Regions from separate parts of the Homo sapiens genome. Here region 1 is linked to region 2. A link is a contact called in ENCODE Hi-C or POLR2A ChIA-PET data. All regions are on one chromosome and are shown on one strand. The core of a region is the stretch at or near the end of the contact, and the rest is flanking DNA. Distances in the headings are between cores, read along the strand shown.

Region 1 (5,121 bases), core at 2,533-5,032, 75 kb after region 2:
ACCATATTAAAAACTAAAACCAAAAATAATATTTGTTCATTTAATATTTATTCATTGTTAATGAATAAATTAACATTTAGTAATTTATTAAAATGCATATATTCATTAATCCATTTAAACGTTAAAAATAACATTTTATTATAAAAATAACTTTTTTAAAAAATCCAAGTGAGAAGAGTGACAGTGTTTTACATTTTTGCAAATCTCTTGACTGTCCGGCTTAATAGAAGACAGCTGGATTCTCATATCGGCTTCTGCATTCAATCAGCTGTGATAATGTTGTTTTGGATAAAGTATGCGAAGGAAACCCAGCCTCACGTAGTTATTTTGTTGGAAAAGGGAGGAATATTTTAATAGTCTTTTCAGATAATTGTGAATATTCTTCTTTGACATTATACCAAAACTCAACCAATAGTAGATTACTAAGGTTAGTTGCAATGTGGAATCTGAAACTATATCAATGAACTTTTTGTGCTCAGTTATGTTAAAATTCAGTTATCTGGCTTGTACTCTGAATAGATCTTTTGCTCATGCATGATTTTGAAATAATATGCATGGGTCATTTGGAAAATATTGCTTCACTAAGTCATGCAGATTTTTCAAATTTGATATATTTCTTGATGAAAACTAAAAGTTCTTATTTGTTAATATCACTGATCTCATCAAAAACCTCTGTAAGTGTTGGGAAGGTGTTAAGTTCACTATGGCAGATACAGGTTTCTAAAAATTCTAATTTTTGCTTTATACTTCTATTTTGGCAGAAAATACTGTTAATTATTGTCTTTCTTGAAGTGATGAGCTCAGTTTGTTCATTTTTGAGAAAATGCCTGTCAAATAACCAAATCTGAATAACTATGGTTATTTGGTCCTTTTGAGTAAACATTGTGTTCCATGAAAGTGACTAGTGCAGATCACAACTCAGGACACTCACACAAGTGCTTTTCCTCCAGATGACCATCATACTTCAGGATGCACCAGAAATGCTTGATACTTTGTTTCCAAGTCATCACACAAAGAAAAGAAAGGGAAGGGAAGGGAAGGAAAGGAAAGGGAAGGGGAAGGGGAAGGGAGGCAGAGAGGGGAGAGGAGGGGAGGAGAGAAAAAGTACCTTTTGGGCAAGGTTTTATAAAATTAATAATTTTTACTGTCTAATTTAGGACATTCTTTGGTGAAACTGGCATTTATTCCCCCTGTAAGTTTGTAGCAGTGAAGAATGCCGTGACTGCCAGCATAGTCTAGCACCAGCAATTTTACCCAGATGTCAACACAGTGAAGAAGGCAAATAACATCTTGGTATTATTATGAAATATTATCAAAATTATGAAAATAATTTTGAGCTTGCAGACACCCTGATAGGGTCTCAGGGATCCCAGGGGACTGCAGACCTCACTTGGAGAATCAGTGCTTTAGGGAGATGGCTGTCATTCTGCTACTTGTAGCATTTACAGGTAAATGTGCTACATGCTAAGACGTATATGTACCAGGTCTTTGTGCAAAATTGTAATCACCACCATTTATTGCATAAACTAGAAAACATATCATTAGGTATCAGCTTATTCTTGTAGATGGACTAGATATGAGAAAGGCGTTTTATTTAAGGGAGATATTTTTATGCTTTTATTTGTCCCACTTGTCAAAGGTATATGGATATTGGTGAGGAAGCTAGGCTCTAAGCCATTTCTGAAACTATCAGTGTTGAATAAATAAGGTACATAAGGAAGCTAACACTTGCACCCCTTCCTTTGTAACTCTTCTACCGCCTTGATCTAGTGAGCCCTGAAAGCTCAGTGGGCTGAGGAAAACATCCTTTTTAGAGTAGCAGGGTGCCCTCAACTCCAGTCTAGAAGTGGGCAAAGTTCTCACGTTGGCAGTACCTGCAGTGTGGGACAAGAGAAGCAGCTGGCCCAGAAGGCAGCGTTTGTTCAAATGGTCATGGCACCTGTGAGCATTGTATTGCCGTGGAAGAGCTCAAGTCATTGCCTCTGCTAAAGTGCCTCTGAATTCCTACACAGTGAACTTAGAGCACAACAGGGCGGGAACATGGTTGTTTTCCATTCTTGTTCAGCTAGGCTTACACATCCTCTCACTCCCAAAAGGCAGAGTAGGCTTGCACCCCACACCTGACTGGGCTCAGCTCTTTGGCAAGTGATTGCGTAGCTGTTCTGCCTGTGACTGCAGGCCCCGGTCTGCAGGCGGGAAACAACAGGCAGTTGTGTCCTGAGCCCTGGGAACTGGAGATCTTTCCACATCTGTTCGCCTAGTCGGGGGGCGGGAGGAAATCACCAGAACCTTCAAACATGGGGCCAGAGCAGGGAGACAAAGGGGAAGCCTTAAGCCGATGGTGACCCCAGGTCATATGAGCCCCCCCCCCAGGCCTCCCCCATCCACTTTCATCCCCTCAGGTCCCCGACACTCAGCCTTTTCATCCTTCTCCAGGTCAGCAGGATCAGGTTAATGTGACTTGACCAGAAAGCTTATCAAATGAAGGCAGAGACAGGTGTTTGAAACCCCTTCCCTGCTGAAAGCTGGGTTGAACAAGGTTAGCAGCGTAGCTGAGGCCAACATCCTACACTAATTGCATTTTCTTTCTTGGAGCTCCTTCTCTTCCCCTTCTTTGTTCTCTGGCTTGGAACCCCTCAAGGTCTCCGAGAGCCAGTAACCAAAACAAACCATTCAAAAAACGAAGGATTTAGGGAAAAAAAATTAGGGGATGTGACATTCTGGACCAAACAGTGGCCCTTCTATGCCAGAGCCTAGGAACCAGCATTTGGAGGCATCCGGCCACTTCCACCCAGTGGGCATGCTGAAATCAGTTACTATGGGCTTATCAGAACTGATTGCACAAACCTTTTCCCAACTTCACAATCATGATGTCATATTTGTAGCTTGAGTTGACCAAGGTGGGAATATTTATACCACAGAAATCAGCAAGCTACAAACCAGGCTTTTCCACCTCCAGAGCCAGTTGTTAAACATTTACCGGCACACCAGTGCCTCCACTGTGGCTATTGTCACTCAAAGTATGATTCTCAGACCAATTACATAGGAATTTCCTAGAGATCAGAAATGAGGTGGGGCAGGAGGGTTGTTATTTAACATGCAGATTTCCTGGCCAACCTGAATTAACTGAATCAGATTCTCTGGAGGTAGAGCCTGGGGAAATGCTTTTTAGCAAGTCCCTGAGGTTATTAATAAATTCAATAAAGTTTGAGACTTCAGCCTTAGGGAATAGGAGAAAAGAGTGGGCGTGCATCTGACTCTTGGCATCTGGAAGGAACAGCTGGCTTCAGTCCCAGTTGGCCTAAGAATGGACAGCTGTTTTCTCTCGAGATAGAAACTTCATGACAGGAAAAGAGGTGGGAATTTTGGGGTCTCAGCTACCCACTGACAACACGACTGGTTCTGCCTTGGATCTCAGGATGAATCCATTTTCCAACTTGAGACTTTGACCCAAGACAGCATGAGCAAATGCCCAGATGTATGTAGAACGTGGAGAAAGTCACCGTCATTTGCACCATTGGTGGGACCAGTGGAGCCCAGGGAAAGCCCAGAGTCAGTTTTCTGTATTAGATTGCCCAGGACAGCATTTTTCTTTCAGATTTGTCTAGACATTTTCAGGATCTTTCCCAATCAGGCATGATTTTGTAAAGCAAAGACCTTGTTGACTTCATCCCACTGAGCTGGAAGAGAAGGTCTTCTAAGGCAGAAAGAAAAAGAGAAAAAAAGGAGAAGAGAGAACGTTTCTTTGCCTAGATGTAAAACAGAAAGTTCATAAGGAGCTTAACTCTGCTTTCGCCTTGTTTTGCACCTGCCTGAGGGAGTGGTTTAGACGGGGACAAGTAGTGTGAAAACAGAGCTAGTTAGTAAATGCAAGAGCTGGGGTTTGGACCCCAATTTTTACAGCCAAAACAAAACAAACAAACAAACAAACAAAGACCAATGCACTTTCCTCCTAAGCACAATGCAGTATTTTTTCCACATGCAGTTGGAACCCAGAGGAATCCTTAATGGGCAACTGGGGTAGTGACATAGGACATATATGCTCAAAGTACTGTGAATTCCTAAACCATCAGAGCCCCCATACCCTGGTGCAAATTCCAAAACATAATCCAAAGCCACATGTAAAACTTATGGGATTATAGGCAAGTAAATTATGAACTATTAGATTACTGGCTATTAGATTATCCACTGGAATGGATAACTGAGAGTCAACCATATTGATACATATCATTTAGGCACTCCCCATATTAGACAGTTAAGCTTGTAGCTGTTTGCTAAGTTCATGATCATGTGATCATTTCCTATACATTTGTTCTAACTGTTCAGGGCTTTAATTAAACATATAACTTCATCAAATAGGAGGAGGAAGAAACCAAATAGCTCCTCAGGAAAACAAGATATGAGCTCATATGTATTTTTTGCCAGGTTTCATGGCCTTTCTTTGTGCCCAGAAACTCTTCCTCACCCTAGGACCCATCTTCACTTTAATACTATCCATTCAACAAATACATAGTGAGGACCTACTGTGTGCCAGTTAGGGTGTGGGGAAGAACAGGAGACAAACCACCTGGTCTCATTCTCATGAATTTTACAGTCTATTGGGAAACAGGTATTACACAAGTCAATATGAAAATAAGTAAGTGATTATACATTGTCCTAAGGGCTGTGAAAGAAAAGTACAAGGTACAAAGAGAAACGTCAATAGTCCTGAAAGGTTGACTGCATCAAGAACATGTCCATGGAGACCAGGCTGATGGAGTTTTTGTTTGGATTGTTTTGGGTGGCAGGGGGTAGGGGTAAGGGCACATGGAGCGTTTTGTTTGAGGTACTTGAAAGGGAGATGTCAAGTAGGCAACTGAATATCCAAATCAAGAGAGTCTGTAGTGGAGTGGTGACTCAAGCCCGCACCTGGATGAGGTCATAGGGATGGAATGTCTGAGGAGAGGCAACAGCTGGGGCCTGCTCTCTGGGCCACCCATATGCAGAGCTCACGAAGGAGGCACTCCCAGAGAGGAGGGAGTCCCAGAAGCCATTTACAAAGGGTATTTTATGAGTGGGCAACGTGAAAGTACCAACATCAGAAAAGCACCTCAGGACCTCCAGGTCCTGACTCCCCACTCC
Region 2 (4,948 bases), core at 680-3,179:
TGTTCCACTCTCCCAGCAAAGGAGTCCTGGTTTTGGTTTCTTTCGATGTTTACTTGGCCTCTTGCTTAAGCATTTGCCTTTCCTCCTCAATAACAGTGAAAGGACTGAAAAATAATAAAATAAAGAAAAGAAAATCCCAGGGCTGGAAACATTTTGTTTCCTACAAAAAGAATATTTTGCGGCCAGCTCTGTGGTTGAAAGTATTTTTCCTGTGGTCTAGGGATGAGTTGGATCCCATCTCTTCTTGGCCAGGGTCTGAGAACTTAGCCTGTGGCTTCCCATCGAGTCAGCACATAGCATGCTATTTTTTGAACGAGTGTCTGATGATGTTGAATGTGTTCACGAGTGGACGAATAGGTCTGTTTGGGTGTATAAGAAATGTGCGCATGTGCCTCTGACTCTTCCAGGGCAGAAGGAACCTGGGAGTGGTTTTCCACATGCTATACATATCAACGTAGCTTTTAAGTTTTCATCACTCACATGATGACCAAAAAAATTCAGATGCTGACAAATGAGAGGAGGGTGATATGTGAGCCTTATGTGGATTTGCAAGTAATCAGAAAGCCAGGGAATCTAAGATTCCCTATCACATTTCTTTCCATTTTCAAATGGAAAATGTCACATTTCTTTCCATTTTTCAAATGCTCAAAACCAAGACATGGGGTTGGTTTTATTATGGCAGGGTGGTCTGATGGTAATGCAGAAGATGGGAATTCTGAGAGCTGCCCCAGCTTGTCCACCTTCAGCCTTTGGGACACCAACTTTGCCTAGCCTTGAATAAGTCACTTTTTCTCAAGGACTGCATTTTCCTATATGAAAACATGAATTTGTGTTTAAAAAAAAAAAACAAAACTTTCTGCTTTCAAGAATAAAAGCTTCTCTAGTGAGGGATGAATTTTGAATATTCAAACCGAATTCATGGATAAGAAATAGTAGTGCTAGGTACCTTTTCTTTACTCATAAAGCATTATGTACTCATATTTGTATGCTTCCAGTATGACTTTGAAGTGTATATTAGTGCCTAGAACTTTTCAGCCTGTTCTCCATGGCATGGCCTTCATGATTCTATCTCTTACATTCTTGTAAAGAATGAAGAACGGGTGTTCTCTGGACTCTCATTGCACATGGTTTTATGTTCAGTTACCTGCTGACTGCCTCCCTGTCATGCCAGCTGCAAGTCACAGCACAGTGCCTGGCACAGAGCAGATGCCCAACTTGTATTTGTTGACTTAAATAAAACTTCTCCAAAGATGACAAGCTACTGTTTGTAACTTCAGTATTCTCTTGTGCGAAGTCCTCTACATAGCTCTCCATTCAGGGACATTTCTAGAGCTCAAATCATCATGACTTCCAGGAAGAAAAGTTGTAGTCACTGGATTAGGGGGCATTGTTTGAGGAAATAAGCAAATTCCACAGGTGGAAAGAATTGTGAATTGTGTGTGTGTGTGTGTGTGTGTGTGTGTGTTTTGAGGTGAAAGAGGTTTAGGGAAAATTTGAAAAGCTATTGGAATGGAAATTAAACCATCCAGAGTGTTTTATTTTAGAGGGATAGGGTTTAAGATAGACTCAGCAGTGGTGGCATTGGCCACAGGGCTGCACCTACCCTGGGATGCAGAAACTGGCCCATCCAAGTCAGCTCCATGGGAAAGAATGACCACAAAGTGATCAGGGGTCACCAGTGAGAAAAACTGGCATTTGCTGTATTTTGTCACACAGGACAGTAGAACTGTTCTCACAGTAGGAGCAGGGATGGGGTGGAGGTGGTGGTGGTGATTTTAGTAAACCAGTTTTCTGGTGATGGGGGGGCATATTTCTGTTTTTACCCCTTAATAATGAGACAGCAACCCAAATAACAGATCCCTCAGTACACTGAAATGCCAAGGCTAAATGAACTGGTGGAACTTTGTGGCTTTGGCTCTTGGCCCACAGGCATATCCGTGCATTAGAGCCATGGCTTGGCAGTAGACAAAGCAGCTGTGTGGGTCCTCGGGGAGCTCTCTGGCTCTGTGGCTTTCTTTGATATGCAACTGAACTTTGGCAAATTTTTCCTCTCATGGCACTGTTTATGAGGTCCAGAGACCTTCATTATGGAACCCAATGCCAACAGCAAACTAGAACTACAGGATGTCTTCCCACATTCACACTCTGCTTGCAGGCTGAAGAGTTAGCCCACAAGGCTTTCAACAAAGGGACAATTTAGGGGAAGAGACTGCAGAATTCTCTTCTCAGCTTCACATGGCTGTAAACCCATAGGATTGGCCAGACCTCTTAAACTTTCTTTCCTTCAGAAGGAAAAGATCTCTTACTTAAAAATGATTCTGTATAAGATTACTAATTTACTGATTTCCAATTCAATAGTATTTAAAAACAACAACGACAGTAACAATAATAGCTAGCATTCATCAAGTACTTGACCATTTGCTAAGTACTAAAGTGCTGTGCATGTATTAATAAAAATGCATTTATTATCAACATCTTTGTAAGGTAAGTACTATTATCCCCATTTTATACATGAAGAAACTCAATCCCAAAGAGATTAATTGTTAGTTGTTATTGGTCTTAATAATTATTCACCAATTTAAGGTATAATCCTGCAGATATAGCTTATAATTGACTGGCTTTCCTGAACCCCACCTTCCTCAGTCTATGACACTGGGCCACAGATACTAAAATAATTAAAATTATCATTCTTAATTGTTAACCCACCTCAAACTGTAACTGGGTCTTGATGAGTTTCAAGTAGTATCATCCTTATATTGGGAAATCTATAATTAAGACTTTTCTAAAGTCATGAGCAGGTATACAGAAAGTGATTGACTTGGTGAATGAGAGGGATCAACTATCCTCCAGAGCTTGTACAGTAGAGTGGAAACAAATGTGGTGTTGGACTGAGAACGGTTTAAGGTATTGGAGGCAATGATTCTGTTCAAGTGCCAAGATTAAACCAATAGACTCTAGAGGGGCTCAAAAGTGAGGCTACATGTCATGGTTTGACGTCTAAATTATAGCTATGCAACTTTCTTTCCTACCCATTTCTACTGTATCCTCTGTGCTTTCTATAATAGCCGCTCCAGGGAATGCTGATAATAACATTATCGGCTGCCATTTTTATGCCAGGCACATGATAAGAGCTATACAAACATCATCTTTATAATATGCTGTGAGGTGGGTTTTTACAATAACACTGTGAAGTGGGTATTACTACCCTGAATTTACAGATGGAAGAAATGGGCTATGGAGATTATGAAGTGCTCTGAAGTTAAAACAACTAGTAAATGGTAGAAAAGAGACTCTGAAGTGACTTGTAGCTACTAGTTTGTCTTGCCTCATAAACAATGTGATAGACATCTGGTATTTCTGCTTGCCCTTGATCTCTTACCCCTTCTCTCATACCTACACTATGATTTTCCTGTAAGGAAACATGCCTCTTCAATTTTTTTCAGCCTATGTTGTCTAGTTAGAGCTGAGGGCTGATTGTACCCACTGGGTTCATGTCTGACCAATGGAAGGATCACATTTCCTTTCTACAGAGATTGGTTTGCAATAGTTGGTTAACCCAAGCTAAGTTGAATAGAGTAAGCCCAGAATTTTGCTGAACAATAAGAGTTGCTAAATTGGTAGGATATAAGCCTGGAGCTCCTTGTGGCTGTCTTTGCCACCATATGAAGGAACTCACCTCAGAATGACAATAAATCAACGTAGAGAAAAACAAGAGATTGAGAGAATGTTCCAGGTGGAAGGAGGAATTGAATAATTGAATTAATATAAGATTATGAGGCCATCATCTGAGGCCCTGGATCCAACTGTGCCTCAGGTCAGTTACTCCTGACATTCCAGTTAAGTGAGCCAATAAATTCCCTTTTTTGTTTGGTCTCAATCACATCTCTGTTACTTGCAACAGAAAGAATACTAAATAATACACATATTAAGCTGGGTGCGGTGGCTCATGCCTGTAATCCCAGCACTTTAGGAGGCCGAGGCGGGCGGATCACCTGCAGTCAGGAGTTCGAGACCAGCCTGACCAACGTGGTCTACTAAACCCATCTCTACTAAAAATACAAAATTAGCCGGGCGTGGTGGCACATGCCTGTAATTCCAGCTACTCGGGAGGCTGAGGCAGGAGAATCACTTGACCCAGGAGGCAGAGGTTGTGGTGAGCCAGGATTGTGCTACTGCACTCCAGCCTGGGCAACAAGAGTGAAACTCCATCTCAATAAAAATAATAATAATAATACACATATTAGATCCTCATAGTTACATACAAATGTGGGCCAGAAAATTCTAATAATGAGAACCTGTATTGTTAAGTTAAAGAGTTTATTCCCCCATTAAGTAGAGATAATTTCTGATTACTTAGGTCTACTTTCCTGGTTCCTATATTATTCCATTCCTTTTCTTTTCCTCTTCCATCTTATGCATTTGCTGTTCTTCTTCCTAGTTTCCTTTTGGCCTTTTTATTATTCACCTCCACCACAGTAGAGAGAAAAAAAAAAAGCATGAAACTTACAATAAACAGCTTTTCTGGCTTATAAGGCTCTTTGAAAAGTTTCAGATGAAGAGTAAGTTAAAAAATATTAACTAAAAAGCATTAAACTTACAATAAACAGCTTTTCTGGCTTATAAGGCTCTTTGAAAAGTTTCAGATGAAGAGTAAGTTAAAAAATATTAACTTAAAAGCAATTACGAAATCATTTTTGGGTTTTAGTTAGCCATTCTATCCATGACCTTTTTTTTTTTAAACCACATATTAAGCTTGATGAAAGTCCTTGATGTCATTGCTTCCACGACAAAAATACAACCTTTTCTGGGTTAGTTTCCCTTAATCATTAATGATGAGCTGTAAAATATTCTTTCCAGTTCAAAAGTGGCATCAAATAAGTAACTAAGATGAAATTAGTAATAATTTTGGAAATGTGGTCATTTAGCAAGCTGATATTTACTGAACATC

Evidence for each region. A loop is a pair of places that touch in the nucleus more often than their neighbours do. ChIA-PET counts read pairs that join two places held with the same protein, here RNA polymerase II (POLR2A). Pooled maps may share reads with other maps.
Region 1: a map of endothelial cell of hepatic sinusoid shows a loop between it and region 2 (4-fold over the local background). The contact joins two enhancer-like sites. A Hi-C loop is called at or near these places in 5 of 168 maps with a recorded cell type or tissue (PC-3, PC-9, cardiac septum and 2 more), 3 of 37 single-sample maps with no recorded cell type and 3 of 50 pooled maps. POLR2A ChIA-PET finds 5 or more read pairs at or near these places in 10 of 52 experiments (A549, CD4-positive, alpha-beta T cell, HEK293 and 7 more).

What each region holds. Positions count from the first base shown.
Region 1 is chr14:68,516,194-68,521,314 of GRCh38, forward strand. LOC124903334 (a long non-coding RNA gene) reads right to left here. Exons shown (of 3, transcript XR_007064223.1): 3 at 114-5,121. It also overlaps a transcript of RAD51B not described here. Among named protein-coding and RNA genes, the nearest start is that of RAD51B-AS1, 170 kb to the right of the region's middle. Within about 2 kb of position 3,783, at least 11 of the 41 ENCODE cell types and tissues checked have a DNase peak (open chromatin) inside an H3K27ac peak, as active enhancers do.
Region 2 is chr14:68,443,007-68,447,954 of GRCh38, forward strand. The region is part of intron 9 of RAD51B (RAD51 paralog B); the gene reads left to right. Among named protein-coding and RNA genes, the nearest start is that of RAD51B-AS1, 240 kb to the right of the region's middle. Within about 2 kb of position 1,930, at least 3 of the 41 ENCODE cell types and tissues checked have a DNase peak (open chromatin) inside an H3K27ac peak, as active enhancers do.